2 separate regions of the Mus musculus genome follow, and region 2 is linked to region 1. A link is a loop called in an ENCODE intact Hi-C map of the cell type or tissue named here. Cell type or tissue: heart. All regions are shown on one strand. Each heading gives the region's core, and the rest is flanking DNA. Links, peaks and the distances in the headings are about the cores only.

The links. Peaks named below come from ENCODE experiments on the same cell type or tissue, not always from the same donor. Only the 100,000 strongest peaks of a DNase experiment are listed, where the experiment ranks them.
Region 2: it touches region 1 in a loop (7-fold over the local background); 8 of 42 quality-filtered maps call a loop at or near these places.

What each region holds. Positions count from the first base shown.
Region 1 is chr14:50,970,314-50,985,840 of GRCm38, forward strand. It overlaps the pseudogene Gm8518. Among named protein-coding and RNA genes, the nearest start is that of Pnp2, 22 kb to the left of the region's middle. In heart, for the core only: a CTCF peak has its summit at 6,532 (motif pointing right); a DNase peak (open chromatin) is centred at 6,558; H3K4me3 peaks cover 413 bases; H3K27ac peaks cover 570 bases.
Region 2 is chr14:51,021,009-51,036,535 of GRCm38, forward strand. No RefSeq gene overlaps it. Among named protein-coding and RNA genes, the nearest start is that of Rnase9, 13 kb to the right of the region's middle. In heart, for the core only: a CTCF peak has its summit at 5,906 (motif pointing right); a DNase peak (open chromatin) is centred at 5,913.

The DNA.
Region 1 (15,527 bases), core at 3,016-11,015:
CACTTGCCAACTTCTTCCTTTCTCAGCCCTGTTCTCTGGCTCTTTTCTTTAGTTGTGTGCTGGGGGAGGGGCAGCATTTTGCCTCTTGCTTTTTTTGTTTTCCTGTTGGGTTTCACATGGCCCAGGCTGGCCTTCAAGTTTTTATGTAGCTAAGGATGACCTGAGAACTCCTGATCCATCTGCCTCTCTCTCCTGAGTACTTGGCTCACAGGCATATGCTATCATGCCTGCCTTCAGCTGCTGTTTTTAGTATTGGTGTTTTAAATATTCTCACTCTAAATGTAATGAAATGTTACAGAGCCTTTGAAGCCCCCGAGATGCTAGGGCAAGTAAGAATGTATATGAAAATTTTAGTATGTGGCTGTCTTAGAGTTTCCCATTACCTTGACAAGACACTGTGACCAAAAGCAAGTCGAGGAGGAAGGGCTTATTTGGCTTAGACTTCCACGTCATCGTTCATCACCAAAGGAAATCAGGATAGGCATTCAAACAGGACAAGACCCTAGAGGCAGGAGCTGATGCAGAGGCTGTGGAAGGGTGCTACTTACTGGCTTGCCACTCCTGGCTTTCTCAGCCTGCTTGTAGACCCAGAACCACCAACCCAGGGACAGCATCACCCACTGCTTCAGGGCCCTCCTTCTGAAGGTTGCAGTCTTCCTTGTCTGGACAGCTCTCTTGAGTTTGGAGCAAGATGGAGAATTCTCTTTTCTTAGCAGGGCTTCCTCTTCTCTGCCTGACCTGAGGAGCCCAACCCCCACATCTTCTACCCGAAGAATGGCACACAGTCCTTGGTGAGGTTCAACTTCCTTTTTCCTAATAAAAAGCCTGTTCACCAAGCACCTAGAATTCTTGAGATGCCTCTCCATGCAAATGAGGCATTCCTAGCACCCTAAGCTTCAGCCCATGGTACATAACCACTTTTGAAAATCCCTACCCGCTTCCCCCAAACTATATATCCTGTGACTCCGAATAAAGTTGAGCTGCCTCTCTGAAGCTGATCCAGGAAGTCTGTCATTTCTGTAGTACTCACAGGTCGGCTGAACCATGTTCTTCTGCTCTGTTCCCTCTGTCTGTGCGGGCCAGGAGCCAACAGACCCTGGGGAGAAGGGAGGACCACAGCCCACCATGAGCTGGACCCTTCCTTCCCCATCGATCACTAACTGAAAAAATGCCTTACAGCTGGATTTCATGGAGACATTTCCTCAACTGAGGCTTTTTCCTCTCTGATGACTCTAGTTTGTGTCAAGTCGACACAAAACCAGCCTACACAGGGACCACCAGGTTTCCTTGGATGCTGGCTGCTCTTCTTCGCTCACTAGTGGCCTGGAACCACTAGTATGCACTGAAGACTTACGAAGTACCTTTGTCCTTCATCTTAGACTTGAAAGCCACCTTTTAGAAAAGATGACAAACTAAGTCCATCTGTTTATGATTAGACTGCTCAAGGATTAAGCTAGGCCCCAAGTGTGACCTTGACTCAAATGGTCCTGTACCACCTGTTTCAGAAGACATGTCTTTGTTACAAAATCATCTTGCAACTCAACTTTTGTTTCAATTGTTATTACCACCTGTTGCCACAACTACATTGTTACAACCACCCTGCAATCATATCTTTGCTTCAGGAGGTCATTATGACTAACTTTCTATACTTATGTGCTGATCCTTGTAGCCCCCACCTATTTTACCAGCTAAATCCTCCATTTAGAAACTCCGTGCCCCTGAACTATAAAAACCGAGCCTTCCTCATATACAATGCTAACCTTTCAGGCATAAAAAAGCTTGCTCTAATTAATTGCTTGCTTTAATTAATTTGGCCATGATGATTGGGGCTGGTGGTTTTTCTCCTCCCATCTTTGAGATTAAAGGCCCTAAAGAAGGGCTCTGGCCGCTTCCTCCTTGCTTACAGGACAGTTAATCTGATCAAAAGAGACTGGCATGAGTTAGGGATGTGACTCACTGATAGAGTGACTACTTAGCATGAAGACTTGGGTACCATTCCAGTCCTGTGGAGCAGAGCTGGAATTGGTACTCATTTTTGTATCAGTTGATTTTGTTCCCTGACTTTTGGATAAATAACTGTTTAACCTGGTTCATTTTTTTTTTCAGAATGTTGTGATCCATCGCTAGTTTGCACCTACTACAGAGAATGGAACCTATCTCTAAATGGAAACATGTCTTTTCCATTAAGGTTCAGCCCCATGGAATAGGTTTGGATACCTGGCTAGGGGACCAGGTTCACCTTAAGATAACGTGCTTTCTCTTCCCAGAACCCCTGGTGCAGTGCCTAGGAGCCACCAAGAAGTTACCCAAGATGCAACTATTTCCCTTCCCTTCCCTCCCCTCCCCTCCCCTCCCCTTCCCTTTTCTTTTCCCTCCCCTCCCCTCCCCTCCCCTCCCTTTCCTTCCCTTCCTCCTCTCTCCTTCTCACACCCTCCTCTCCCTCTCCAAATATTTATGTATTTTTATTCTATGTATGTTAATTAACTGAGAACCACACGTCATGGAACCAGGAGCTTCCCTACCCCTCACCCACCTTCAATGACTCAGTGACAACAGCCCTGCCATCACTAACAACCAATGTGGCACACTTCTACCTTTGATATATTTCCCTATGCACTTGCTCCATTCCTCCCCACCCCCATTAAGCCCACCATCACAACCTGGTCAGCGGTCACTTCCATCCTCACTCAGAGCAGCCACTTTGTGTCCCCTCCTCCCCTAAGAAATCTCTTGTGTGAGGTTTGTTTCATGGTGTGATTTTGTGGTATTCGTTGGCACAACATTCCACCACCCACTACCTCCTGACTGCCAAGATACCCCTTTGGCACAAATGAATGTGAATTTCAATGTGAATGTGCTTTTTACTTCTAGGTATGTCTGTGTGCCACATGCATGCCGGGCGCTCATATTGACCAGAAGAGGGTGTTGGATCCAATGGAGCTGGGATACCTGGTTGTGATCTGCTATGTGGGTGCTGGAAATAGAACTTTTTTTTTTTTTTTTGAGACAGGGTTTCTCTGTGTAGCCCTGGCTGTCCTGAAACTCACTCTGTAGACCAGGCTGGCCTCGAACTCAGAAATCCACCTGCCTCTGCCTCCCAAGTGCTGGGATTACAGGCATGTGCCACCACTGCCCGGCAAAATAGAACTCTTTAAGAGCAACAAGTACTCATAACCACTGAGCCATCTCTCCAGGCCATGTCCTTTTTTTTTGGATGGTGGCTAGTGCCTAAGCATGCTTTCAAAACATCTTTTTCTAAAGGTTCCCCCGCCCCCCCCCCCCCACACACACACACACTGTGTGGCTGCCAGGTAGCTTTGGTGGCCTTATCTTAAGGCTTTGGTTCCTTTCCTTTTCCTTTCTTCTCTTCCCTTGCAGGCAGCTGTGAGATTTCACAGCTCACCTGCCCTAGGGTTTTTTCTTTCAAACTCTTAACAAATCCTTAAGCTTCTGTTTGACTCTGTTCTTTGTCCTTGAGCTTCTGTCCGTTCTTAAGTTCTTTTATTAATGGAACTAGGAGTCCCAGGAAGGAAATGCTATTTCCCGGGTACCATACGATCACTCTGCTTAGGGTACCTAGAATGCTTCATTAGCATGGGGAAGCTTTTCAGGAATCTCGCATGCTGGCTGAACAGGTTTTGTCAGGAGAAAGGAAATTGCTCCTATAGGCTAATTGAGGCTATTTGACATTCCTCAAGTAGAGGTGAGCTGGGGAGATTGCTCTTGCTGTGAACTGGACTTCATTTTAACATGCACATCAGACAGCTTACAAATGCTTGCACTTCCAACTCCATCGGTTCTGACACCTCTGGTTGTCTTAAAAACCTGCACTTATATACACATACTCAGGCACACATACATACACATATTTTTTTAATTAATATTCTTTTAAAATAGAAAGTTACAATGAGATAGCATTTCACTGTGGATGTGTCTCACTGCTGCATTCGCCTAGACTCTGAAATCCATCCTTATCTCTGAAAGATGAGTACCCAGGAGATAGCATTTCTACTTGCTAGAATGGCTGTGATAAATAAGACCAAAATTAACAAGTGCTGACACAGATGTCAAGAAACAGTGCATTCCCTGTTGCTAGCAGGACTGAAAAATGGTTTGGCCATTTTAGAAAGCAGGTTGGTAGTTCTCAAATGTTTAGCACAAGGTTCGGGACAGATGACACAGTGGACTAAGAGTATTGGCTGCTCTTCCAGAGGTCCTAGGTTCAAATCCCAGCACAGAAACAATGTTTCATAACCATCTTTAACTATGCCTTGAATCTCTTCTGGCCTATGTGGGCACTTTCGGAATGTGGTGCAAAATTCCATATAAATAAAATAAAATAAAATAAAGCTCGGCACAGGTATGTTCTTAGCTACATCTTTTTCGTTTCTTGTGCAGGTAACTATGGGTCAATGTGCTGAGCTGAGTTGAGTTAAAGATGCACCAAACCTGAAAGAAAAGAATTCCAGAAGACTGCCCTGGCCATGGCAATAAAATGTGTTTTAATAGGTTCAATGGCATCTTTGGAAAAATAGCCCCATGCCTATTATATTATTGTGTGTGCTCTATTTCATTCTGGGGTTAAATGAAGTGAGAGATGGGAGGCTTGTGAAGTAAAAACTTGCCTGTATATATTCTGTTTTCTTTTTCTTTCTAAGACTGTTGTACGTCTAAGGTTCAGATACTTGAATGCTTGGATCCCGGTTGTTGGAGTATTTAGGAAGGATTAGGATGTGTGGCCTGCTGGAGGTGGTGTGTCACTGAGGGTGGGCTTTGAGGTTTTACAAGTCCTTGACAGCTCCAGGTTCACTTTCTCTCTGTTTTCATCTTGCAGATCAGATATAAGTGCTCAGCTACTGCGCGCCAGCGCTGTGCTTGCCTACCTGCTGCTGTCCCTGCCTGCAGCTGTCCCTACCTGCTTCTATCCCTAACTGTTGCTGTCCTTATCTGCTGCAGTCCCTACCCGCTGTTGTTTCCTCCCTGCTGCTGTCCCTGCCTGCTGCTATGCTCTCCACTATTAAAGTCATGGATTAACCCTTTGAAGCTGTAAGCAATGGCAACCTGAACTAAGACAAGGACCCAAGTTCAATCTCTGCACCTCATGGTAGAAGGAAAGAAACAACTGGAGAAAGTTTTCCTCTGATCTCATATGTTCCATGACACACACACACACACCTGCAATCATAAAATGTACACAGGACAACAACAACAACAATAATAAATTTACAAAAGAATTCCAACACAATGAACATTTATTAAGGCCTTGCTCTTTTTCCAGCTTTAAACCCACATTTTCTAAGAATATTACCCTGAATACTATTCTTCATAAAAGTCACTTCCAAATCATTTATACATCTCCAGTGGTTCCTGGCTTTGCTTTATCAGATTATTATTCCATTAGTGACCCCTCTGGAGCCACTCATTAAAAAGAAGTAAGGGATAGAAGAGTGACGGCTTACTGATTAAGGATATTGGTGGTGGTGGCAGTGCAAGCCTTTAATCCCAGCATCAGGAGGCACAAGCAGGTGGATCTCTGAATTCAAGGCCAGCCTGGTCTATAGAGCAAGTTCCAGGACAGCCAGGGCTACACAGAGAAACCCTGTCTCAAAAAACAAACACACACCACCACCACCAACAAAAACAACAAACCAACACAAACAAGCAGCCAAACAAACAACATCAAGAGTAGTGGCTGCTCCTCCAGAGAATAAGGGTTTGGGTTCCAGCTCCTCCATGGTGGTTCACAACAGTCCAGTTCTAGGGAATCCAATCAGCGCTCTTTCCTGGCTTCTGGAGGCACCAGGCAAGTTCTTGTTGTATAGACGTACAAAATACCCATAAACATAAAATAAAATCACACACGTGCATATGTGCACACAAAGTACGAAGGGGAGAAAAAAAATCCTAGCAGCCTTTTCAGATGTCATTTGAAAGCCACCAAAATGGCACACATAGTCACTGCTAAGACATTTATGGCAGCTCTCCCTTGAGACGCTCCTGCCCACACTTGAGAATACCTTATTGTTTCCCCAGGCATGTTGCTTTCTCTCAACATCCACGTTTAGAATCTGAGATTTAAAACATCGTTTACTAGACTGCAACTTATTTGAGAAGCGCATGTCCACGCTCTCATCATGCCTAAGGACTCTTCCTCTGACTGCTCCCCTCCCTCCATTTGAAATAACAGCCCCTTTCATACTGACTCGTCCTAAATTCTGCCCCACCATCTCTTTGAACCAAGGATCCAGTTTTGCTCAAGACCCCTAAAAGATTAAGAAAGCTTCTCAGGCTGCTGTGTGACAGTGTGGAGCTGTACCTCTGGCCCTGATACTGCTCGTATGAGAGGCACAATGCATAAAGTTGTAAGTCGAACTGTGTGCGGAAAGCCTGTGCTATGCAAACGAGCCCAAGGGGATGGTACAAACTGGCCGGACAGTTTTCAGGAAGGAACTCTGAAATCAAGCAGTTCTGATTCTTAAACTTGTCCAGAGATCAGAAGTGTACTTAGTTATGTCTTAGAGGCAAAGCATTCCAGAAGAGAGCGCCCTAGTCCCGTGTCTGATTTCTTGTTATCCTCCTCTTTGCCTTTTACACAACAGAAGTGAGCACAAAAGGCCCCTGCCTCCGGTCTCCTACCCCACCCCCTCCCCCTCAGCCTGGAAACTATTTGTGAGGATCTGACTGAAACGGAGAGGCTCCTGGACACCTTGCTGGTGTGTCAGCTGTCCCGATGAGCTGCTTCTGTACCTCACCCTGTTTCTGCCATCACTCCTGTAAAAACGGTCCTGTTAGCTTTCGAGGAACTGGCTTCTCTTGGATAGGCGCTGTGCCATCTTTACTTCTCTTAAGTTCTTGTCTGTAAAATCTTATGATAAAATTCCTTTCTAAACTTGCCTCACAGACAACAGTGAATTTTACTCTTGGAGCTGGTGAGATAAGGAGAAGTCACTGGGGTCTCTGCCATTCTCAAAGATCCCAATTTCCCCCATTGTACATGAACCAACACTTTTCTCTTTTTTCTTGTCTTCTCCTTTCCTCCTCCTCCTCCTCCTCCTCCTCCTCCTCCTCCTCCTCCTCCTTCTTCTTCTTCTTCTCTCTCTCTCTCTCTCTCTCTTTCAGACAAGGCCTAAGCTGTTGGAATTAAAGGCATGCACTACCATGTGGGGCATGGATCAACCATTATATATTTTCCTGATTAAACTTTGCCTTCATCATCTTCCTCTTTATGCCCTCTGAACTCTGAATCAAGGGTACTCGGGCACCAGTCTCCATCTCTCCTCTCCAACATAAGCCTCTTTCACTTCTCCCAGGACTGTACTGAAAACTCATGAAAAGACGCCAAGCCTGCAAACTGATTGACCGATTAGAACTGTAGAGAGATCAGAATGTTGCAGGTCCAGGGGGCTCATTACCTTAGCTTGGGCTAAGTTCTAGCTACCACCCCAACCTCCAGAACAGCATTCCTTACCCACCTCTGTCTGAACTAATGACATGTTGCAACTAGCAAAAAAAAAAAAAACAACTTTAGAACTCTATTAACTTAGCAGACCACTAGCTTCCACCAACCCAAAAGCTAAGAATGTGGGTGGAAAGATTGCTCAGCAGTTAAGAGCGAACACTGACTGCTCTTCCAGAAGTCCTGAGTTCAATTCCCAGCAACCACATGGTGGCTCACAGCCACCTGTAATAGGATCTGATGCACTCTTCTGGTGTGTCTGAAGACACAAAATGTACTCATATAGAAAATAAATAAATCTTAAAAAAAAAAAAAGCTAAGAATGTCATCAGATAGATCTTGTGTTCACAGGAAAGCTTCTCTCATCTCTTTGTGCCTATCTCTCTGCTGTCCCACCAATGTGTTTTTTTTTTTCCTACTAAATAGAGGTTTATTTGCAGAAGTTGAAAAAAGCTCAGTTTGCATACATATGTACAGATCCCAGCTTTGAGCCACTCGGGGTGGTGGGCACCCTTGGGCGATGAACAGGTCACACCAACAGAAACTGAGACTCAGTAGGTTGGCTCAGTTCTCAAGACCCAGAAGTACTGGCCAGCCTAACCCCCTCCCTGCCTGAGACCATCTTCCCACAGGATGTGTGTGCTGAACAGATCAGATGGGACACGGAGAACTTGTCAGTCAGAGTTACAAGCCTCTTGTCCGGTGGTGGCGTCCACTGCAGAGGCCAGGCTGTCCTCTTGGCCTTTTAGCCGCTCACAGATCAGCTCTGCAATGGTTCTCTGGGTCCGCTTTTCTAGCTTCTCTAGCTTCTTGGCCACATCTCTCTTGAGATCCCAATCAGGTTTCCGGGGTGCCAAGTTGGCCAGGTCCACTTCCTCAATGACAGGCTCTGGCTTGGCTGCCTCCAGCTGCTCCTTCACCTTCTCCTCCACTGCCACTGGTTTGGCCTGGGGGACCCGCCTCCTCTTCAGGTCTTCATCCTCTGGGACATAGTTCCTGAGCCTGAGTCCCCTGTGCTTCCCAACTTCCTCTCCCTCTTCTCTGAGCTGCTTGGTCTGTGGCTCCCCATCTTCCCTGTCCTTGCGCCCGGTTTTCTCCCGGAGGGCCTTCAGCCGTTCTTTCCGCCTCTTCCTCTAGGCGGCCCACACCGGCAGGAGCAGCCGCCATCTTTTCGGAGGCCCCCCACCTCCCCCACCAATGTGTTTTAAACTTGCTTTGATTTAAGGCTTTCTTTGATCTGTGAAACTATAAAACTTCATGAAACTGTTTCCACATTGGAACATGGAATTTGGGGGTGACATAAATCATTGTGTCCAGGCTACAATGACTTAAAGTAGCTGTGCCATAACTATCTGCTGTTCATTTTAAGATGAGACCTCTGGGTTTTGCCATTCTCTCTGCCTCCTTTCCACCCTGGCTAGGGCCCAGGAGAAATCGGTGATGGTAGGCAGTAGGAACTTAGAGGAGAAGGTTGCCCAGGGCTCACATCCTGAGACTTACGAGCCTCTGCCAGCATTTACTGTGTGGAGGTGCGGGAACAGGTTTCTTTTCTCTACCAATGAAATAATTAAAAGGCAAACCAAGTCTGAAAGTCAACAAGAGACAAAGTTTGTTCATTCACTTTTTTAGAGTCTAAAAGAAAAACATCCCAAGCTGTAGATCTCAGTAGCTGCCCAGAGGAAAAGTGAGAATAAAACAGAAAAAGCCATTTGAGTTAAGCTGGTTTGGAGGTTAGCCACATGGCAGCAGGCAGCTTCATAGACTGAGCAAGGAAAATCAAATGCCTGGGGAAAAGCATATTTGGTAAAAACACAACTCAACAACAACACACCAAAAACCAGTAAAAAGGAAAAGTTGGAACATTCTGAGTTAGGACTAGGCCAAACCTCACCAAGACATGAAAGGAGACCCAGACTCCCTCCCTCCCTTCTAGCTCCTGCAGTTAAACTTCAGTGCTGGGCTGGCTGGCTGGCCTCCAGTCTCAACCAACCCCTTCACTGCTCACTGTCCTCTTGGTTGCCCTGGGTGCCTTGTTTTGGCAGCCTTGCCCTTGTTTTCTAAGCACCTCTCTCAACCCTCCACTCCCAGATGACCTTCCTGAATGTCCTACAAGGAAGGGAGTGCCTTAGACTGTTTACATTTCAACAACCCCCTCACTGCTTTCACCCCCACCCCAAGGTATTGTCCCCAGTTCCATTATGTAGCTCTGGATGGCCTGGAACTCACAGAGGTCCATGTGTCTCTACCCTCCTGAGTGCTGGGATTAAAAGCAAGGGGTGTTAACCCCAAAGATTCAAGGAGAAAAATCACCCACCCAAATCATCATGGGCAAATTAATCAAAACAAGCTTCTCAATTCACGTATACTGGCTGCCTCTCCCTAAGTTGGGGTTTAAGAGGTCAACACTGGACATGGGCAAGATAAGGGTTTTTATAGTTCAGTTATAGGGGATTTCTAAATGGGGGATTTGGCGGGCTAATGGGCAGGGTTACAGGAACAGCATAACAAGTGGTCATAACAATGTGGTCATACGAAGGTGGTCATAACAACCTTTTGAAAGAAAGACATGGTTGGCACTTCCTGGAGCAGGCAGTACAGAACCATTTGTAGTTAAGGTTACAGGTGAGGCATATCCCAGCCCTTGGGAAACAGATTTAATCACAAACAGGAATGAACCTGTTTACTATACGATGGCTTTTAACCCTAAGATGGAGGTAGGCTGGTTCATAACTGTCATCGCACCTGGCCCACATTGATTTTCTGGGAATGTTGGAAGGTGCATTAAGAAAGGAAGGAGATGCTACTGAAGAGTAGATACACTCTACAGAAAAGAACTTGAAGGGGCTGAAGAAGAGCTGGCCATTCTTCCAGAGGACCTAGTCTCATTTCCCAGCATCCACATGGCAGCTCACAGTCTCCAGTCCCAGTATTTTGACCTGTATAGGTAAAACTCCTATGCCTATAAACATTTTTTTTAAATAATAATTTAAAAAGTTATTGAATAACTTTCTGACGTGTTGCCGGGCATGGTGGCGCACGCCTTTAATCCCAGCACTCGGGAGGCAGAGGCAGGCGGATTTCTGAGTTCGAGGCCAGCCTGGTCTACAGAGTGAGTTCCAGGACAGCCAGAGCTATACAGAGAAACCCTGTCTCAAAAAACAAACAAACAAACAAACAAACAAACAAACAAACAAAAAAAAACCTTTCCGATGTGTTGACTCAGGGACTAGAGAATTCCCAATTAGGCTTTATGGAGAAGCTTTTTACCTGTGATGTATAAAATATATCATTTCAGATCAAGTCATCCAAAACATTGGGGTTGGGTTGATACACACAGCGGGATGTCAAGGTCACTGACTTGCTACAATAAGTACATATTCATAGACCTCCATTCCTTTCCACCTGCTTCAGGGTGAGATCCAAGAGCTGCATCTGTAGGAGTGAGGACTGTGGCAGGTTCCAGAGAAACCTGCAAGAGCAACCTTGTAGTTAACCAACTGAGAAATTCTCAACTTCAATCCAGCATTTCAGTAAGGCTGACCTCAGGAGATAGAGGCTCTGAGTGACTCAGATGATAGGAGGGGGCAGGAACCTCACAGGAGCAAGAGAGGTTTGTGGGTAGAATCCATGTACTAAGAGGTGCACTCAGGGGTAACAGAAGCCGTTTGTTCTGGTAGAGCAGTTTAAAGGGCTGTTTTGCGTGGGCAGTAGTTTAGGCAGGAAGTGTCTGGGGGAGGTTCAAGGAACTATTGATTCCCATTGAGAAATGTGGTTTGTAAGTGGCCTATTTTATTAAAGCCCAGAAGCAAGGGTATAATGAGGAGCATCAGACAGACAGAAGAATAGGTCTTTGATGTCACGTTCTATATAAAAATATTATACGGTTAGGTTACCAAGGCAACATATATGAATGTAGAACCATTTAAAATATAACAACAGAAAGAACCCATTCTCCCAGCCAAATATACACTCTTACTATATATATAGGTGGGCTTATGGTAGATGTTGTGTAGTTGGAGAACAATGCTTCACACATATGTCATTGACAAATATATATTGTCCTTATCTTAGGCTTTGTAAATGACTCCTGAGTGGCTTGTTGACCAGGAGCCCTGGAAGTGCATAGACTTCTCAAGGAAAGGGCTCGTTTTGTAGATTTTTATCAAATGCCTCGACAATCATCCTTGCCTGACCAGAGCACGTAGCAGTTTAATGAAGAGAACACATGTTGCTCCAGCCTGAAATTACTCCTGTGATGACTCTTTGTGTGGGGGTGGGGTGGGGATATGACTTGTAAATGGAGGAGTATTTATATCTTGACCTGAGTGAAGGTTGTGGTTTTTTGTTTGTTCGGTTGTCGTTGCTTTGCTTCTGCTTTTAGTTTTTGCTACAAGGCTGGCTTCACCCACAGAAAACAGCCTGCCTCTGCCTCCTGAGTACTGAGACACTAAAGATGTGCACCACCATACCAAGCTTGTTTTGGGGGGTGGGAGGGAAGTTGAGACAGGGTTTCTCTGTATAGCCCTGGCTGTCCTGGAACTCACTCTGTAGATCAGGCTGACCAAGAACTCACAGAGATCCCCCCCCCCCCCCAGTGCTAAGATTAAAGGCATGTGCCACTGCCACTGGATAGATATTATCTTTTATTTTACCTGACTGGTTGATTCCTCCCCGAGGAAGAGGCAGAGACTTCTTTACTATTAGTAACTCTCCCCTCACTGTATTTAACATTATGGCAGCCAGTGAGTCTATTTGGCCCTGGAGGGTGAGGACAACCTGAGCTACCCGCTGGAGATTCTGGATAAACCGAGAGGCAAACTGATAATTGATGGTTAGAGAAACAGTCAGTCACCCTTGTATGTTAGGAGGTGGGATAGGTGCCGAAGACAGTAGTGGATGACCTGAAGGTTAACCATTCTGATTTTCATATAAGAAGTTTGGCTGTAAGCTGGGCAGTGGTGGCACACACCTTTAATCCCAGTACTTGGGAGGCAGAGGCAGGCGGATTTCTGAGTTGGAGGCCAGCCTGGTCTACAGAGTGAGTTCCAGGACAGCCAGGGCTACACAGAGAAATCCTGTCTCAAAAAACCAAAAAAAAAAAAAAAAAAAAGTCTGGCTGTAACCAGAACATTTAGATGAGTCCCCATCTTTGGATAGTATGGTCCAATTTTTTCGACAAGTATGTAACAGAAGCAAAAAACCATCACAGTTGGCAACCCAGGACCCTGAGGATGTATCCTTTCTTCTCTCTAACATGGAATGATAAGGGGTGACCTAGGGTATCTCTTACCTCTCTGACATGGAGTGAGAAGGTATGACCCAGGACCCTGAGGACACATCTCTCCTTCTCTCTGACATGGAGTAAGAAGGTGACATGGAGTAAGAAGGTGTGACCCAGGAACCTGAGGGCATATCCCTCCTTCTCTATGACTTAGATAGAGAAAGGGTGACTGTGGTGGTTTGAATATGCTTGGCCCATGGGAAGTGGTACTATTAGGATGTATGGCCTTACTGCAATAGGTGTGGCTTTGTTGGAGGACATGTGTCACTGTGGGGGTGGGCTTTTAGAATCCTATGCTGAGGCTCTGCCCAATATAGGATGAGAATATCCTCCTGGCTGTCTGCAGAGGACAGTCTCCTTCTGCTGCCTTCCACTCAAGATGCTGAACACTCAGGTCCTTTTCCAGCATCATATCTGCCTGCTCGCTGCCTTGCTTCCTGCCATGATAATAATGAACTGAACCTCTAAAACTGTAAGACAGCCTCAATAAATGTTGTCCTATATTAGAGTTGCCTTGGTACTGGTGTCCCTTCACAGCATGAAACCCTTACAGTGACCCAGGACCCTGAGGGCATATTCCTCCTTCCCTATGACACAGAGTGAGGAGTGAGTCAAATCTGGAAGGTGTAGGGCCAGGGCCTGGAGGAGGGCCTGCTGAAGCGTATGAAAGGGACTAATAGTGGGTATAAGAAGGGGTTCATGTGAGGGGCCAAGGGATACCTCATATAAGGAGTAGGCAAGAAGAAAGAAAGCAGGGATCTAAGAGTATAAAAAGTCAACCATCCCAAGATAAAGATAAAATTTTGTACTTACTGGTGAGTACAGAAAATGACCAAATTAAATGTTTCCTATCAAGGGTAACGGCCTTGTGAGTTTCAGTAATAACTAATCCCAGATAAGTAACCTAAGAGGTGGACAGCTGAATATTAGAGGGTGAGACCCCCGTATCCCTGGCCATACAGGAAGTTTTATAAAGTAGAGGTGTCAACCTGGCAAATTTGCAGGGGTGGACTACAAAGAATATTGTCTATGCATTATATAAGCTTGGATCTAGGAAGAGACAGAGGGAATAAGTCAGAGGCTAGAGACAAATAGATGTGTGCTGTCCCAGAACCCCTGGGGTAAGACAGTTCAGGTGACTTGTGTGGAAAGTGAGTATCTGGGTTAGTCCAAGCAAGGGCAAAGATGTTTTGTGACTGGGGGTTAAGAGGAATAGAAAAGAAGGCATTCTTGAGGTCTAGGACAGAGAAATGAGAGGTCCCTGAGAGGATGATGGGGAGGAGAGTATTGGGGTTGGTACTATGGGGTGAAGGGGAACCATTGCTGAGTTATTAAGTCGGAGATCCTGAATTAAGAAGTAGATTCCATTGGTTTTTTAAAAATGGCGAATATGGGAGTGTTAAAGGGGAAAAATGTGGGGCACAGAGGCCTTTTCTATAGAGGTAAGAAGAAAGAAAGGGGGGAGGGGAGAGAGAGGAGAGAGGAGAAAGGAGAGGAAAGAGAGAGAGAGAGAGGAGAGGAGATGAGAGAGGAGAGAGAGAGAGAGAGAGAGAGAGAATAGATGAGAGAAAAGAGAGAGGATATTAAGCCTGGGTAATATATTTGTTGGGATTTTGTAATTGAATGATGAGGAGGATGACTTTTGGCTATAGAGGAATTTTGGGTGTCCCATACGTGGGGATCCATCTGGAGGCCAATAAAAGGAAAGATGTGTTAGGTTATGTGGTTTAGAGGAAGGGAGAGGGAGGAGGAGGAGGAGGAGGAGGAGGAGGAGGAGGAGGAGGAGGAGGAGGAGGAGGGGAATGGTCCTGGGGTCAAGTAGTTTGGGAAAGCAAAGGAAATAAAGGCTACCACTTTGGCTAAGGGGTTTCTTCCCAGCAAGGGAAGAAGGTGGGTTGGCACCACTGGGAAAAAGAAAGAAGGATACCCTTAAAGATACAACTAAGTGGTGGGGTTTGGTGAGGTAAGCGAGGCTGTCCCTCTACCCCAACAATAGGGGAACAACAAGAAGGAGAGGTGGGTCATCAAAACTTCATCAAGTTTGGAAAAGTGGCCCCAGTGTCCAGAAAAAAAGGAGATGATCACCCCAATGTTGTGATGACTGCCCAAGGCTCCCGGTCAGAGATGAGAGTGGTCAGGCCAAGGGAGCCCAAGACCCCTCAGTCATTCACTGTCAGACCTAGAAGGTAGTCTGGAAGACAATCTGGGCTGGATGTCTCCATGCTGTGAGGGACATGAGGACAGTCAGCAGCTCATTGTCCCTCTTGATAGCCTGAAGACTCAGGCCCAGTGACCCTCCTGACAGTATCTGAAGCAGGCATCCAGAGGTTCTCAGTCCTTGGGAGCCTGCATAGCTGCTACAGCCAGCTGAAAGACCTTAGCTAGTATCAATCAGGTATTGCTCCTCTCTCATGGTACACCTTGAGAGCCATGGCTTAAAATTCTGCTTGTGGAGTCAGGAGTCCTTCCACTAGACTGTCAAGTTTGGCCCTAATACAAGGAGAACTCTGTGAGAAGTAGACTATAAGGAATTGTTTTCCATCTAGGCTCTCTAGATTGGTGTATTGTAGGAGGGCCTTTGTAAGGTGGTCTAGGGATTGAGATGGGGTTTTGTGTTTTTCCTGGGATTTGTCTTGGACTTTTTTCATAATTTACCACTTTATGGGAGATCTTATGAAAACAAGCCAGGAGGCAAATTATCAATGAATTCCTGGCTAGAATGTCCCCTAGAGGTGTTATAATTCATAAAACAATCTAGTGCCATTCATACCTAAAAGACAACTGAATCCC
Region 2 (15,527 bases), core at 2,894-10,893, 51 kb after region 1:
TCCATGCTGGGGCATAGAGAATGGGAAGTCAATATCCTCTTGTGGGACTGAGAGAATCCACCTCTTGTGTGTTTTTCTGGTGATCTGGCCAACCCAAGAAGATTTGGGTCCCCACAGCAAGAGGGCACAGGGGTGTGGGTCTTGCACTAGAAAAAAACAATGGACAATATAGGGAAATTGGTTGGAGTGGCTAAGATCTCCAGTCATCATGTTCAAGATGGCCACACACACACACACACACACACACACACACACACACACACACTTTCTTGAAGTTCCCCCTGAAGGTGACAGTCCCATCTGTTGAAGATCAGACTCTGGTCTTTTTTTGCCTTCTGTCTCTTTATGCTGCCTCAGAGGACTAACACCCACTACTTATTAACTCCAGTTCAAGCCTAAGAATCAGCACCTCTGCCCTCAGTAGCTTCAGAAATGGGGCCTTTTCTATGTATTCTATTCTACTTATTATTTATATCTTAGCTGTTAATTTTGCATTACAACAGATTGGGAGATAAACCCCACATTCCTCCTCACTTTCCTTGCTTTTAAAGCTGTGTTTCAGCTCACCTTTCTCGGTTTACTAGTATGGTACTACATGAACATTTTGGCATGTTTTTGTTCTGTGTTTTTATGGTGCTTTTTACGTGTTTTTATTGTACCTGTTTTAGTCTCCTTATGCCCTTTCTGTCTCATCCCTTCCCCAGAGCCTGCTTATCCAAAAGGAGTCAAAAGAAGAGGGAAAGGGAACTCGGAGCCAGGCAGGGATAGAGGGAAGTGAGCATGCAGACCCGTGCTCACATTGCCCACCTCACTGTCTCTTTGATCACTAACTTGGGGATTCAGAAGCCCACACTGCACTGCACAAACTAGGATAAAGATCCCTGCCTCCAGCCTCTCTGGAAGAACAAAAGCAAGATTTAAAAACCCCTTTCCTAACAAGAAAAAAAGCTACACATCCTGGAGAGCAGGCATAGGCTGAGAGAGCCCAGCAAACTCCAGGTGGGGAGGGGCCCAGAAAACCCAAGAAGGCATTTTCAGTGCCTATTTGAGCTCTGACTTATGAGTTCCTGTTTCAAAAAAAAAAAAAAAAAAAGAAAAATGATTCTTATCATTCCTTTCTATAGTTTTACAAAGCACATAAATAGGTCTGGAAGAAACGAATATCCTAAAGAGACATTTTTGTCTCATTTAATTGATCAGACTATTAAAACAATGGACTGTAAGGAAATGGATATTTCCCCCAGGAATTTCATGTTAAGAGAACAAAAAGCTGAAGGTGTGGTTTATCTCCCGTGGAAAGAGAAGTCCCAAGGTTCTGGCAACTTGTCAGATCACTTTACAGGATGAGACTAAAGCAAAGATACTGAGATGGGTCAGTGGTGGGCAAGACCACACTTTGACCTGCACTGCACATCTTTTTACTTGTTTGTTTTGCTTTTTTGAGATAAAGTTTCTCTGTGTAGCCCTGGCTGTCCTGGAACTCAGAGATCTGCCTGCCTCTGCTTCCTGGTTACTGGCATTAATGGTGTGGGTCAGGATTGGTTTATCTTCATCCTTTAGTTACACTGCAAGCTTTATTTCAAGAATTAAAACAGGTGTGAGATCTCATTGGATAGATAAATAAATAAATAAATAAATAAATAAATAAATAAATAAATAAATAAGATTTCATTGGATCTCTTTGTCCCTCATCCCAGTGTGGTCACACTGAATAAATCTCCTTTTTCTGCTTTCTACTATTATTTTGACTTTTTTATTTGGCTTATTGTGTGTGGATGGGTAGCTGAACCTAGCTTGGGGTTCAGGCTGTCACCCCAACATTGGGTAACAGCAACATTGTGTATTTCTTGGAGTTTATTACTGCCTTTAAGTTTCTCTTCCTCCTCTTCCTCTTCCACTGTAATCTTCAAATTCATGGATTCTCTTAGAGTTTCCTAACAAATTCTCTCCTTTTTGAGGGACTATGAGTTAGACAGACTCCCTGATAGGCAAGCACAGAGGGAAAGAATCCATGACTAGGTAAAGGATGGTAACAAGGACGATTAACTTGCTCACTTTCTTGACCTGAGACAGAAACCTGGCAGCTTCAAACAAAGGTCTTTCTGGCCTTCTCTCCAGCTAGTAAAGCTCCCTGCTGGTGGACTGGTTCAGGGCTTTCCAAGTTCAAGGCAGGATCAGTACCCAACAGTTGTGTACCAATCAGCCATTCTGCATGTTTTCACACAGAGCAACCACAAAGATCTTTCAAAGACATCACTCCATCCCCAAGCCTTCTAAGAGAGAGTGCAGTTTTAGGTTTCAGCTGTCCTTGGCTCCTTCAACCTTACCTAGTGTGTGTGTGTGTGTGTGTGTGTGTGTGTGTGTGTGTGTGTGTGTCTTTACCCCTAATTGAAGCTGTCTTTACTGGCTGATTCTGTCTGTTGTGCTCAAGGTCTGGCCCTCTTCCCCACTACTACCTGTGGCTCTCAAGACATCTCCTACCTTTTAATTCTTTGCCCATCAGAGAAAATAAATCTTTGGCTGGCAGAGAAAATGACCCAGATCCAGACCCCTAGACAGCAAGACTTTCACCAGAGGTTTCTTTGCCGTGGCCTCTGCCGGAGGTCTGCTCCACACAGTTACCCTGTCTTCAGTGTTTCCTGGATCTTCCTCCTCACTCCACCTGCCCACCGGTTTTATATTTCTTTTCTTTTCCACCCTCCACCCTCCTTCACAGTGCATCCCTAAGTTATGAGCGTGTGTGCTTAAGAGGAGAGGCCATGTTGGGAGTGACTTCATAGCTGAAAGTGCTTATTGCATAGTGAAGTTATTCTGTTCTACTTGAGAGACAGTTTATCTGTTTATGCCATTGCAGACTGGCAACAAGTTTCTGCCATAGAACTTTGAAAATGAATTGTTTTAAAGCCATTGCCACCCAGATGTCTGCAGTCTGTTGACAGCTGTTGTGAGTGGTGCTTTCGTTTATCTTGGACGCTTTTCTGAGGTTTTTAGTTTTCAGCTTCAAGGGTTTAGGTGGTATAGGTCATAGGTCAATGTAGTAAATTTTACTATAGAAACTCAAATTTTCAGGTATGGAGACCGGTGAGAGAGGTTCGGTGGATAAAAATGTTTGCAGTGCAAGCCTGACCAGCTGACTTCAGTCCTGGAACCTACAGTAGAACAAGAGAACTATCTTAAAAGTTGTCCTCTGACCTCCATATATGCACCAGGGCACATGTCTGCACACACAATAATAATTATATACATTTTTAAAATATCATGCCTGGGAACTTTTTGTTGGTAAATTTTCAAGTTTTGTATGCCATGGTATGCATGTGGAGGTCAGAGGATAGCTAACTTTTGGGAGTCAGATGAAACTCAGATGTTCAGGCTGATAGGGAAAACATTTGTCTCTCCTCTCTCTGGAACACAGTAAAAAAATATTGGTTTGAATGGATTGTTTTTTTTATATGTTCTTCTACATTCTAGAACTAATTTTTTTGACTGTATCCTAGACCCTAATAATAATTATATCCTCCTCAGTGTTTGTTTTCGAAGAATTTATTAATTTATTTTGAGATTTTTAGTATTTGTTTTATTATGTCAAAGACATATTTACACCACAATTTTTTTTTTTAAATTTATTTATTTATTTATTTATTTAATGTAAGTACACTGTAGCTGTCTTCAGACGCACTAGAAGAGGGCATCAGATCTCATTACGGGTGGTTGTGAGCCACCATGTGGTTGCTGGGATTTGAACTTCGGACCTTCGGAAGAGCAGTCGGGTGCTCTTACCCACTGAGCCATCTCACCAGCCCTACACCACAATTTTTAAGTCCTCTTCCTTGGTGAAAGCATTTCTCAGCTAGTAGTTAACACTAAAGTGTACTTCACTGGCCAATTCTTGGTTCTTAATCTAGTCTAGCCATTCATAATAATGACTTAGTCTAGCCATTCATAATAATGGTTTAGTCTAGCCATCTGGGTAATTAGCTTCTCTGGAGCTCAACAGTAAGACACTAATTACCATTGACACAGGCCTCAGGCTCAGTGATAATGCAGACAGCACTACTGATAAAGGTCTGGGACTCAACAAGTCATACAGTGGTCGCCACTGACATGGGTGTAGATCTGAAAAGAAGTACAGTGATCATTGTTGAGTCTGGGGCTCAAGAGTCATATAGTAATTGGCATTTGCTTTGAGACAAGGTCTAGCTTTATATCCTTGGTTGGTCCTGAACTCAAGAGTTTCCTGTATCAGTTTCCCAGTGGTAAGGTAAGACATACACCTCGTGTCTGATTTTCCACTGACTTTTTTTTTTTTTACATCTTTTTCCCCATGGTGATTTAGAGGAACTGTCTTGAAATCAGTAGAAACATTTTATAAACACTTGACCATTTTGTAGTCAGTAGAGTGCATTTGTTTCTCACTAAGCCACAGCCTTTCAGCAAAACAAAACAAACCAGTAAATTTAAATAAGGGAAGGTAAAATGAAATAAAGCAAAGGTTTGTGTGTGTGCGTGCGTGTGTGTGTGTGTGTGTGTGTGTGTGTGTGTGTGTGTGTGTGTGTGTGTGTGTGTAGTAGAAGATACCACTTTTCAATCTAAGAAAAACCCTTTCACAGCCTAGGTCTCCTGCTTCTGTTTGTACCTCTGTGAAGCCATGGATTGATGGGAAGGGGTTTCATGGATTGATGGGAAGGGGTTTCTGTAGCTCTGATTCTTTTTGTTAGTCCTCATAGTGCTTACAAGAGGAGCAGGCTGCCATTTTCCCCCTGAACCTGGGACCCTTCTCTTTGCCCCCTCTTTTTCCTCATCATTTTCCCTCATTTCTTTCAGAAAGCTGTATCAACCTTTAGAGAGTTTCATGTGCTTGATACCCACACCCTCTTGGCAAGAATCTTTCCCTCCCTTCGCCCGTTTGTCTGTACCACATGCCAGCAGCGCACTGAGCCACACTGTGGACTGCTCTAGCTTGGCATAGTGAAATTCACGGGACATTTCTTTCTGAACAGTGTCCATTCTCTTGATTTCAAGACTAACTCCCTTCTTCCTCAAGATACACACACACACACACACACACACACACACACACACACACACACACCTATATATATACACATATATACACGCATATGTTCACATATACACACATATATATACACATATATACATATATATACATATATGTGTATATATACATATATATATCACATACGCACACACAGAATAGCTCCATGTTTTTACAAACACATAGAGAACATGTTTCGAGAATCTCTCCTCTTCTCCCTCCTTGCTTGTCATTTTGGCCAACTACTGGAAGACAGTTGCTTTAGCCAAAAAACTGTGCATTTATTTAAGTGCTCCCTTTTAGACTTATGAAACAATAGCTCTCTAAGTAATGCAGGATATTTAAATGAAAAATTGTTAAGTTTATTTTCTAGTCCCTTGGACATCTCATTTATTTATTACTTTGTGGTGCTGGGGATTCAAACACAGAGCCTCACTCCTGCTAGGCAAATACTCTACTGAGCTTGACCCTAGTTCTCATGGTATGTGTATGCATCTCATTATATAGTTCCAAGTAGCCTGGAACTCACTTGTAACCCAGGCTGGCATATAACTCATAGAGTGATCATCTGCTGCTTCTGCCTCCAGAGTCACCATGCCTGACTCACTTCGTATTTTATAAGTGCTACCTGCAACAAATTATGTGGGCAATTAGTAAGCAAATCGTAGGGACTTTGCAAATAAAAACAGGAAAGAAAAAAATCAAGTATTCTTACCTTCCCATAATCTTGCTGCGCACCTAGCTTAGCCTTTTCTTTAAAACACAAATAATTAAATGTTGCTGATATGACACATGTGCATGCATGCATATGTATACTTGAAACTTTAAGATACCAGGTGCGGAACTGTTTATGATATACAGCACCAGGTGGCGCTAGTGTATCAGCCTTTAACTAACTGTGAAACAGCTTGGCTCTAACAGCATCTGTGTATCATGATTTCTTAATAAAGTTGAGTATGCTGGTACTGATGTATTGAAACTGTACTGAAAAGGCCAATACTTATAATTCCCTGGATGGTGGAATATGATTAGCTTTTATATATTAACTCTTTTTACTCTTTAAAGTGAAAATTAGTATTTAAATGATGAAAAATAATATTATATTTATATAAAAACAGTTGAATTCAAATTCATTGCTACAATAAATGTGCCTCAATATTTGAAGGGAAAAGAAATGCGGACAGCAAGGCACCATGCTTATTTCTCTGCTGCTATATTAAATTATTATTCCAAGTTATTATTACAATCAGATTTATATCACACTAAAAATGAGATATACTTTCTTCATGTCCCTTCTTCACATTTAAAGACCTAGGCCCTTTGAATTGCTTTTAAAGACTGATAATTCCCATTATTCTGGGTTATTAGTCAGTTGGACAAAGACTGGGGTTGTCTGGTAAGGCAGAGTCTCAGTTGAGAAACTGCTTCCCTCAGGTGGCCTGTGGGCATGTCTGTGGGAAATTTTCTTGATTAATGGTTGATGTGGGAAGGCCCCGCCCACTATGGGCAGTTCCATTCCTGGCAGGTGGTCCTGGGTTATACAGGAAGCCAAGCTGAGCAAGCCATGGAAGCGAGCCAGTGACCAGTGTCCCCACCATGGCCTCTGTGTCAGTTCCTACCTTGGATTCTGTCTTGGCTTCCCTAGGTGATGGACTAACATGTAAGCTGAACAAACCACTTCTTCCTGAGCTGCTTTTGCTTGTAACTGTGTCTGGCTTTCAGTTATCATACTGGGGAGTGTGGCAGTATGCAGGTAGACATGGTACTGGAGAAGGAGTTGAGAGTTCTACATCTTTATCCACAGACAGTAAGGAGGGGACTGTCCATACTGGGTGGAACATGAGCATATATATGACCTCAAAGCCAGCCTCCCCAGTGACACACTTCCTCCAATAATACCATGCCTACTTCAACAAGGCCACACCTCCTAATAGTGCCACTCCCTGTGGCCAAGCATCCAAACACAGGAGCTTATGGGGGTCATACCTACTTAAACCACCACCACATACCATTTCTGTGCCATTTTCAGGATTGGTGGTGTGTGGTGCGGTTCTTGGACTTGGCTATGTCTGCATGGTAATGTGCAGTTCCTGAACCACCTGGGTCTAGAAGAGAAACAAACAAACAAGCAGAACGTTGTTCTTGGTTTTTCAAGACAGGCTCTCACCATGGAGCCCTGGCTGCAAACAAGATATTTTTACTTAAATACATTTATTTGCATATTTATTTATTGTATGTGTGCATGTGCATGCTTGTATCACAGTACTGCTTAAGTATTCTTAGGGAGGTCAGAGAACAACTTGAAGGAGTTGGCTGTGTCTTTCCATCATGGAGATTTTGAGGACTTAACTCCAGTCATAGGTTTGGTGGCCAGTACCTTTATCTGTTGGGCCAAACCTGGCTCAGATCTTCCTGTTTTAATAGGGAATTAAAATGATATAGATACACCTTAATGTTTTTTCTCATCTAACTTTTTATTTTCCAGGAGCAACTACAGAAATGTTGATGATTTTCCCTCATCAAGTTCGTGGTTTTTATTAACAGTGCAGCTATCATAAAATGTGTGTGTGTGTGTGTGTGTGTGTGTGTGTGTGTGTGTGCGTGTGTGTGTGTATGTGTGTGTGTGTGTTATGAATTCTTAATGGTATATGGTAGCTAGACAGATATCAGCAGGCTTGAAAGTTGTCTTAGGGTTCTGTAGAGTCATGGAACTTATAGAGTGTCTCTCTATATTAAAAGAATTTATTAGAATGATTTACAAGCTTCAGCCCAATTAATCTAACAATGGGCAGCTGTGAATGGGAAATTCAAGTCTAGTACTTGCTCAGTCCCAGGACGCTAGGTATTCCAGCTGGTCTTCTGTATAAGCTGGAATTCTGAAGAAGTAGATTCCTACAAATGTGCTGGCAGGTAAGTGCAAGCAGGACTTCCTTTTTTCCATTCTCCTTATGTAGGCCTCCAGCAGAAGGTTTGGTCCAGATTAAATGTGTGTACCATCACACCTGGACCTAAGCTGTCCTTTACTTGGAACTTGTTCTGTCCAAGGCTGGCCTTGAACTCAGAGATCTGTTTGCCTCCGACTTCTGGGATTATAGGCATATGCCTCTTTGGTTAGGCCTAAGCTTTCCATGGCCACTATGCCTCAAGTTCTGGATCAAAAGCATGTGTCATCCCATGCCAAGATCCAGATCAAAAGCCTGTGCCTTCCAGCCTCAAGATCTGGATTCTGGGGTGCCCTCCATTTCTGGATTGTAGTTCATCCCAGATGTAGTCAAGTTGACAACCAGGAATAGCCATCACAAAAGTCATTGAGGATGGACCTCTCCTTCATAGTTGGCCATAGAGCCTGGTTTTCATTTCCATGCTAGTACTAGAAAGGAAAACAACATGGGGATGAAGCAATTGTTCAGCAGTGAAGAGCCCCTGCTGGCTTTCTAAAGGACTCTAATACAGTTCTCGAATAAATTTCACAGTACCCATATAGGTGACTGACAACCACCTGAAGCTCCAGCTCCAAGGAATCTGATGTCCTCTTCTGGCCTCTACAGGCACCTGCATTTACAAGCCCATAGACCCAAACATAAAAATAAACAATTTACTTTTTTTTTTAAATATTACCAAAAAAGGGAAGCCTCATAACTGGCCCCTTAAGATTTGAGTCAGCCCATAGAAAAGTTGAAGTTTCAGTGATTTGTTGAGGTCCATGAAGGGAAACCTACTTTTTCCTAGTCAAGGGAATAGATTCATAGTTCTGCCTTGGGCTCTGGGTAGAGAAACGGCACTCTGATACGCACCACAGATTAGAACATAGCATACTCTTGTTTTGTCCCTGAAGAGCAAATCCATCTGGGCCTATCAGTCACCTAGCTATGTGATCACCCTCTTGGGAAAGCTAATTTACCTGAAGACATGGCACAGAAATGGAAAGAATAACTGTAATATACTTATACCTTGCAGAAGCCCCTAGCTAAAGGACATTGCTTGCAGATCTTCAATTGCTAAAACTGCCTTCTTTTTTTTGTTTTTGAGTACTAATTAAAAAAAGACCATAATTTTAATTTTATTTCCTTCTGTTGCCTTTTAAGAATACAATCGTATAAGTTTTTTCAGAGTGTGATTCACAGAGGATGTCCTGCTGCCTGGCCACCACAGTATGAGAAATCTTCTGAAATGGTGTCCTGCTCTGTCAGTGGTCAGTACCAGCCAGTTCCCCAGCTTCTATTTCTCTTAACTGGTGTGCCTACACCTCACTGCAGCTGTTTAGATTATTTGTTGAATTTCTGATTGCTGGTTCCCCTACAAGTTATTCTCTGGAGACTATGTCCAACAGTATCTACATATTGTTTGTCAATTTGAGCTTGCTTGACTTGTAATTTTTTGATACAAGTTTTTGCTGTGTAGCCCAGGTTTCTGGTGCTGGGCCTTCATGATATTGTAAAAATGTGCTCTACCATGGCCTTATGTCTTTAGCTCTGACCATGAAAATTTAACTCTACTGTCACCATCTTCAGAATACTGAGATCACAAGTCTACATCATATATAGAGTAAAACAATTTTAGAGTGGTGTACCTCCTTTTTATGTTTAGGGGCTATTGAAGTGTGACATAGATCTTTGATGATCTTTGGACTGTTGTTTGAAGTAACTAAGCATGTCTCTCTTTTCTTGTAGATGGTCAGGAGAAAAGGATGAGTGTGTGCATAAATGGGGCCAATCAGAGTATTCCATACCTCCTACAGTATCTTCCTAGCCTCATCAACTCCATCCTTTGATCATACTTGTGTTATCCCTTCAAAGGTACTTCAGGTTCTACCAGGGAGGCACAGGACCATTAATTGACACTTCTGGGCCATCAGCCAGAGACAGAAGGCCCAGGGAAAACTTCAGGCCTGCCTATCATCAAGATTTTTCTGTTCACTAAACATGGAACTATATTGAAAATGTTCTGATGCCAATAAGCAACTTTCAATTGTGTGCACAAGAGAAGGTTTGGGGTCTTTTCTTTCACTTAAAATTATTTTCTTCAAAATTTCACAAGTTTATCTTCATTTTAAAGATGGGAAATTGATTGGTTAAAGCAAAATGTTAAGTTCATTGTTCTTAGTCTTCTAAATTTAACTCACTGGTTTTTTTGAGGCAGGGTCTCATTATGGTAGTCTGAAATGCAGAAATCGGCCTGCCTCTGCTTCCCAAGTACTGGAATTAAAGATATGTATCACTATGACCAGCAAAGGTAGATTTTTAAATTGTTGCTTATTTTGTTGACAGGATCTCACTTGGTAGCTCTTAATTTACAGACTTTATTATTCAGTTCATTAATTTAGTAGACATCTGCCCACTGTCCAACTGTAAAAACTGCTTCCCTGATGAGAGCTGAGATCAGTACTAATGTATAGTATACACATAAAAATTTAGACAGCAGCTTGGCACTATATCTCTTTAGAAAAACAGTAGTAAGTGTTTTGCCTGCATAAATGACTACCAAGGCGTAGCATAAGCTTGGAAAGGGGTTCTGAGAGAAGGTGTGTTTGAGAGAGGTGAAACATATGACTCAAATTCAAAATTGTGGGTTGCAAGCTGCCTCCCTCTATTTTGCTTGAGACAGCTTTCCAGATTTCTCTATGTTCTGCTTGAGACATTTCTCCAAGAAGTTTCTGTTTGCTGTTCTAAAAATTCTCTGGAAAGTTTATCTCTTGCACATCAAAAACCCAATTTAATTTACATATTAATTCAGTTTTTACCCCAGGTTCTATTTTGATTATCTCATGAATCATCATCCCATGACCCCAAATGCCATGATTTTTAGGAGGAACAGCAAACATTTTTTTTTTTAAACATTGCAAAGAAATTCAAAGCTCTGCTTGCCTCTGTTAAGCACAAACAGTAAGCTAGGTGGGTGAAATTAGCACTTTTACCACTGTTAGACCTAACTGTGCTCTGTCCCAAGCTGACCCTGAACTCAAGAATATGCCTACCCTTGTAAGTAAGGTGGGACATCCTGTGATTACCTCTCCCTGAGTCTCTTTATATCCTTCCTTAGTAGCTTTCTGACAAGTTGACTCATAGTTCAGCTGCCTCTGTTCCTTTAATCTGTGATGCTCCTTATATAATTCATATTGCATCCTTATATTTTATATAGCTATGGAACCATATATTTTTGAACTCCAGTTTTTAGTGTTCTTTCCCACAGCTTTCAGGGCTGTCCTGAAGGTCCCAGTGTTTACGATTTTGCTAAAGACCTAGACACACCATCAAATCCTAGACTCCTGCTGCTTCTCATTATCATGGGTTGTTAATGTTAACAGAGAGGACCTTCCTCCGAGGAGGAATATGAAAATATGTTCATTATCATACAAACAAGCCTTTTGCCCACAGCAACCACAGACACTTGTGGAGGCCCATGTCCTGCCAGCTCTGTTTCAGGGTCAGGAACCATGTCATGTTGTCCCTTACACATAGCCAAGCAAGACTCAACATATGGCTATGCACCACATGTATGCCTGGTATCCAGGGAAACCAGAAGAGGATGTTGTATCCCTTGGAACTGCAGTTACAGACAGTTGTGAGCTATCATGTTGGGACTTGAACTTGGGTTCTCTTGAAGAGCAACCAGTGCTCTTAATCACTGTGCTATTTCTCCAGCCCCCAAACTCTTTAAAATTATGTTTTTGTTTGATTGGTTTTGGTTTTCCTGCATCTTTGTTTTGTGTTTTGTTTTGTTTTGTTTTGTTTCTTTTTGTTTTGTGACATGGTACGTCTATGTAGTCTTGATGATCCTGCAACTCACACTGTAGACCAGGCTGGCCTCAACCTCAGAGAGCCACCTACCTCTGCCTCCTTAGCACTGAAATTAATGTTATTCACCACCACTGCCCAGCTTAAAATTATGGTTTTAAATTGAATTAAAGTATAGTAATTTTCCATGGAACTTTTCCTACATCTTTAGTGTTGGTAGCTTTCTCTGCCACGTTTGCCCTCCTCTTATCCTCATACCCCTACTGTCACGTAAGCTTCCTCAGCCCTAGTATTCCCACTCTACTTTTATACCATGTGAGTTCTAACATCCCCATTTTCTGATTTTCTCTTCTTCTTCTAATAGTTCTTTTTAGCCTCTTGGTCTTTACTGAAACTCCAGGTTACACATACTAATCTAGGAATTCAAAGTTGGATGAACATATAAGAGAGCATGCAGTGCTTGTCTGTCTTGGCTTTGACTACTTCACTCAGTTTCTCCTACTGTGGATCTGTAATATAAGTTGAAGTCAGATATTATGATAGCTCCGGCATTGTTTTCTGCTTAAGATTGCTTTGATAATCAGGGTGTTTTTTATTTCCATATGAGTTTTGATATTCTTTTTCCTAGTTTTGTGAAAAATATTGGAATTTTGGACAGGATTACACTGAATCTATACATTGTTGCTTAGCAATGCTTGAATATTCGTGATGTTCTGCAATCCATGAGCATAATAGGTCTTCCCATTTACTTGTGTCTTCTTTCAACTTCTTCAGTATTTTTTTTAAAGATTATTTATTTATTTATTTTATGTATGTGAGTACACAGTAGCTGTCTTCAGATACACCAGAAGAGGGCATCAGATCTCATTACAGATGGTTGTGAGCCACCATGTGGTTGCTGGGAATTGAACTCAGAACCTCTGGAAGAGCAGTCAGTGCTCTTAACCGCTGAGCCATCCCTCCAGCCCCCAGTATTTTAAAAAATGTATTGTAGAGGTCTTTTCTTCCATGGTTATGTTTATCTTTTATATTTTTTGAAGGTGTTTTAAGTGGGATTGTCCCCCCTTCTGATTTTTCCTCAGCACGTTCATTATTAGTATTTAGTGAAGCCATTGTTTTTTGTATTTTGCTTTTGTGTTCTATTACTTCTTTAGAAGTGTGTCTCATTTTTAAGAGTTTTCTGATTCAGTCTTTAGAGTCTCTTATCTCTGAATGTAGGATACTTTCAATTCTTTACATATTTGAGACACTTTTTTTGTTTATTTGGCATAGCTTGTGTTAGATTCACTATAGTTATTGCAGAAGCTACTTACAGAGTTACCTGTCTAAGGTCTTCATTAGCTTGTTGAATTTTTATCATTATAAATCATCTCAAAAGTCCTAGAAAAGACTTCCAACAGGTGAGGTATTAGTAGTCTTGATGTTGATTTCTCTCTGAAAATTCAGTGTTGTAGTTTGGCCATTTGCCAGTAAATTTACTGTAAGAAATCACCAAAGGTTAAGGAGTGGAAATGTGTACTGTTGGTGCAACTGTGTTGGCAAAAGACAAGATTCTAAAGAGACCCATGTGTCCCTGCCTTCAGCTACTTCTGAGCCAATAATTCCCAAGAAATTGGGATTTCCATGGAAGTCTCCTGCTAGAAGAAAGAAAAGTCTGGAATCCGATGTCACCTCAAGGGAGATCTGGTCTCTGAGGAAGATCTCACCCTGCTCTGATGATTTACACCACACTCTAAGAGAGACCAGAGCCAATGGAGTGGTGATGCTTGGACACATTGTGACCAGGACTGCTTAGTTATATGATTCTTTTTTTTTTTTTTTCTCTTTAACCCTAATCTCATGTCACAATTCTGAAGATGGACAAGGTAGGCTACCCTCTCTCTTTATTTCTTCATCTTCTCAATGTAGTTACAATGATTAATCTCTTTTCTCTGCCTTTCCCTAACACTGTCTGTTTAATGAGCTGCACCTAGCTTATGATGGCTGCTGGAGCCCACACTTTAATCCAAACCACTCTCTAAACTCTTTAGTCACTGGGAAAGGCTACCATGTCCATAGTCTAAGATCTGGGCCTAGTTCATTTTATCACTGCAGTCTTCCCTAAACTGTGGGGAACAGGCATTCTGCAAGTGAGGTATGAATCGATGTTCAGTGTCCATTTATCTAAAATTAAATCATAAATGTTCCTCCAATATCTTAGTTTAGAATAGATTTTGACAAATATATCCCTCGTAAAATCTGCAACAACCTATTAAAACTGAAGTGGACCTGCTGGAACAAATGTGAAAAAAATAATTGGCTCATCAGAATATAAATATAAAGATTTAAAGATTTGTCATTTTTCATCTGAATACTTAGAATATCACGACGTGGTAATGATTGAGAATAGAATGTGAAATAGCAGAAAAACCTAAAATGGCTTGGTTTCAGTTGATAAATGCCCAGGCTGCAATACCAAAACACTTTGTAAAGTGGCAGCTTAATTTGACCTTCTTAAAACCAGTGTATTTCAGTAAAACAGGAAGAGAGACTCTGAGACACTGGTAGTCTAAATGTTTGCTGTTTTTGAAATAAGAGTAGATAAACATGTTCCTGTGTTAACATTGTAAGTACCCTTGCTCTCTTAGGATGTATAAATGAATGCTTAGAAAACATGTACGTCTTTTAGAGTCCTGGTGTCAGGGAGCAGATATCCTCAAGTTGAAAACCTTATATTGGACACAGTTTATTTATTCTTTTGATGTGACAGGAGGCACTCCCAGGGGACTCTATGCTGATAGAGATACCTGCTTTGATCTCTTAAGGGGAACTTCATAGGGTTTACCAGCTTTTGTAATCTTCCAGCTGTAAAATCAGGAGGGGGATATGTACTCTCAAAGTCAGCGCAGATCAAAGAATGACTGTCCCAAATGGGATGAGTGAGTGATGTTTCTTTATTGACTAAAATGTCAAGTTTTGTATATCTCAAACATATGAGAAATGTTTGTATTTCTCTTCTGTTTTTTATTTTATTTTGAGATGGGATCTAACCATGCAGCTAACACTAGCCTGAAACTCTACAGATTGGATTCAGACTTACCACAATCTTCCTTAGCCTCCCAAGTATACCTGACATTATAAATATAACCCACCATAAGATGTTTTTTAATTTTTTATTAATTAAATTAATGAATTCATTGAGACATAGTTTCATGTACCCCGTGTGGGCCTCAAAGTAATTGTATAATTAAAAATACCCATCAGTTTCTGATCCTCTTACTCCTACCTGCTCTGTACTAGGATAACAGGCATGTGTCACCACTCCCAGTTTTAAGCAGTGCTGGCAACCGAACCCAGAGTTTTTTGCGTGCTCGTCTAGTACTCTTCTAAGCTCTATACATTCTTAGCCCTTAAGAGATATATCCTAAAGACAGAAAATCGTATTAGAACAAACTGCATTATCCTTTTCTTGATCGTGAGTTGTTTGACTAAGAAGTGACTATGAATATCTTTAAACAAAAAAGGGGGCAGGGAAGGAAGCTTTTACTTGAGGTTTTGTTGCTGTGGTTGCTGGAGACAGTCTCATTACGTAGATCCATTGGCATGCAACCCACTAAGCAGACCAGCCCCTGCTCACAGGTCCACCTGCCATTGCCTCCTGAGTACTTTGACTAAAGCCAAGCACCACCACATCCAGTCTTTGTTATTTTAAAGTTTTTGTGGCTTGAATATCAAATCCGGAGCATCATACTTGCCCAGAA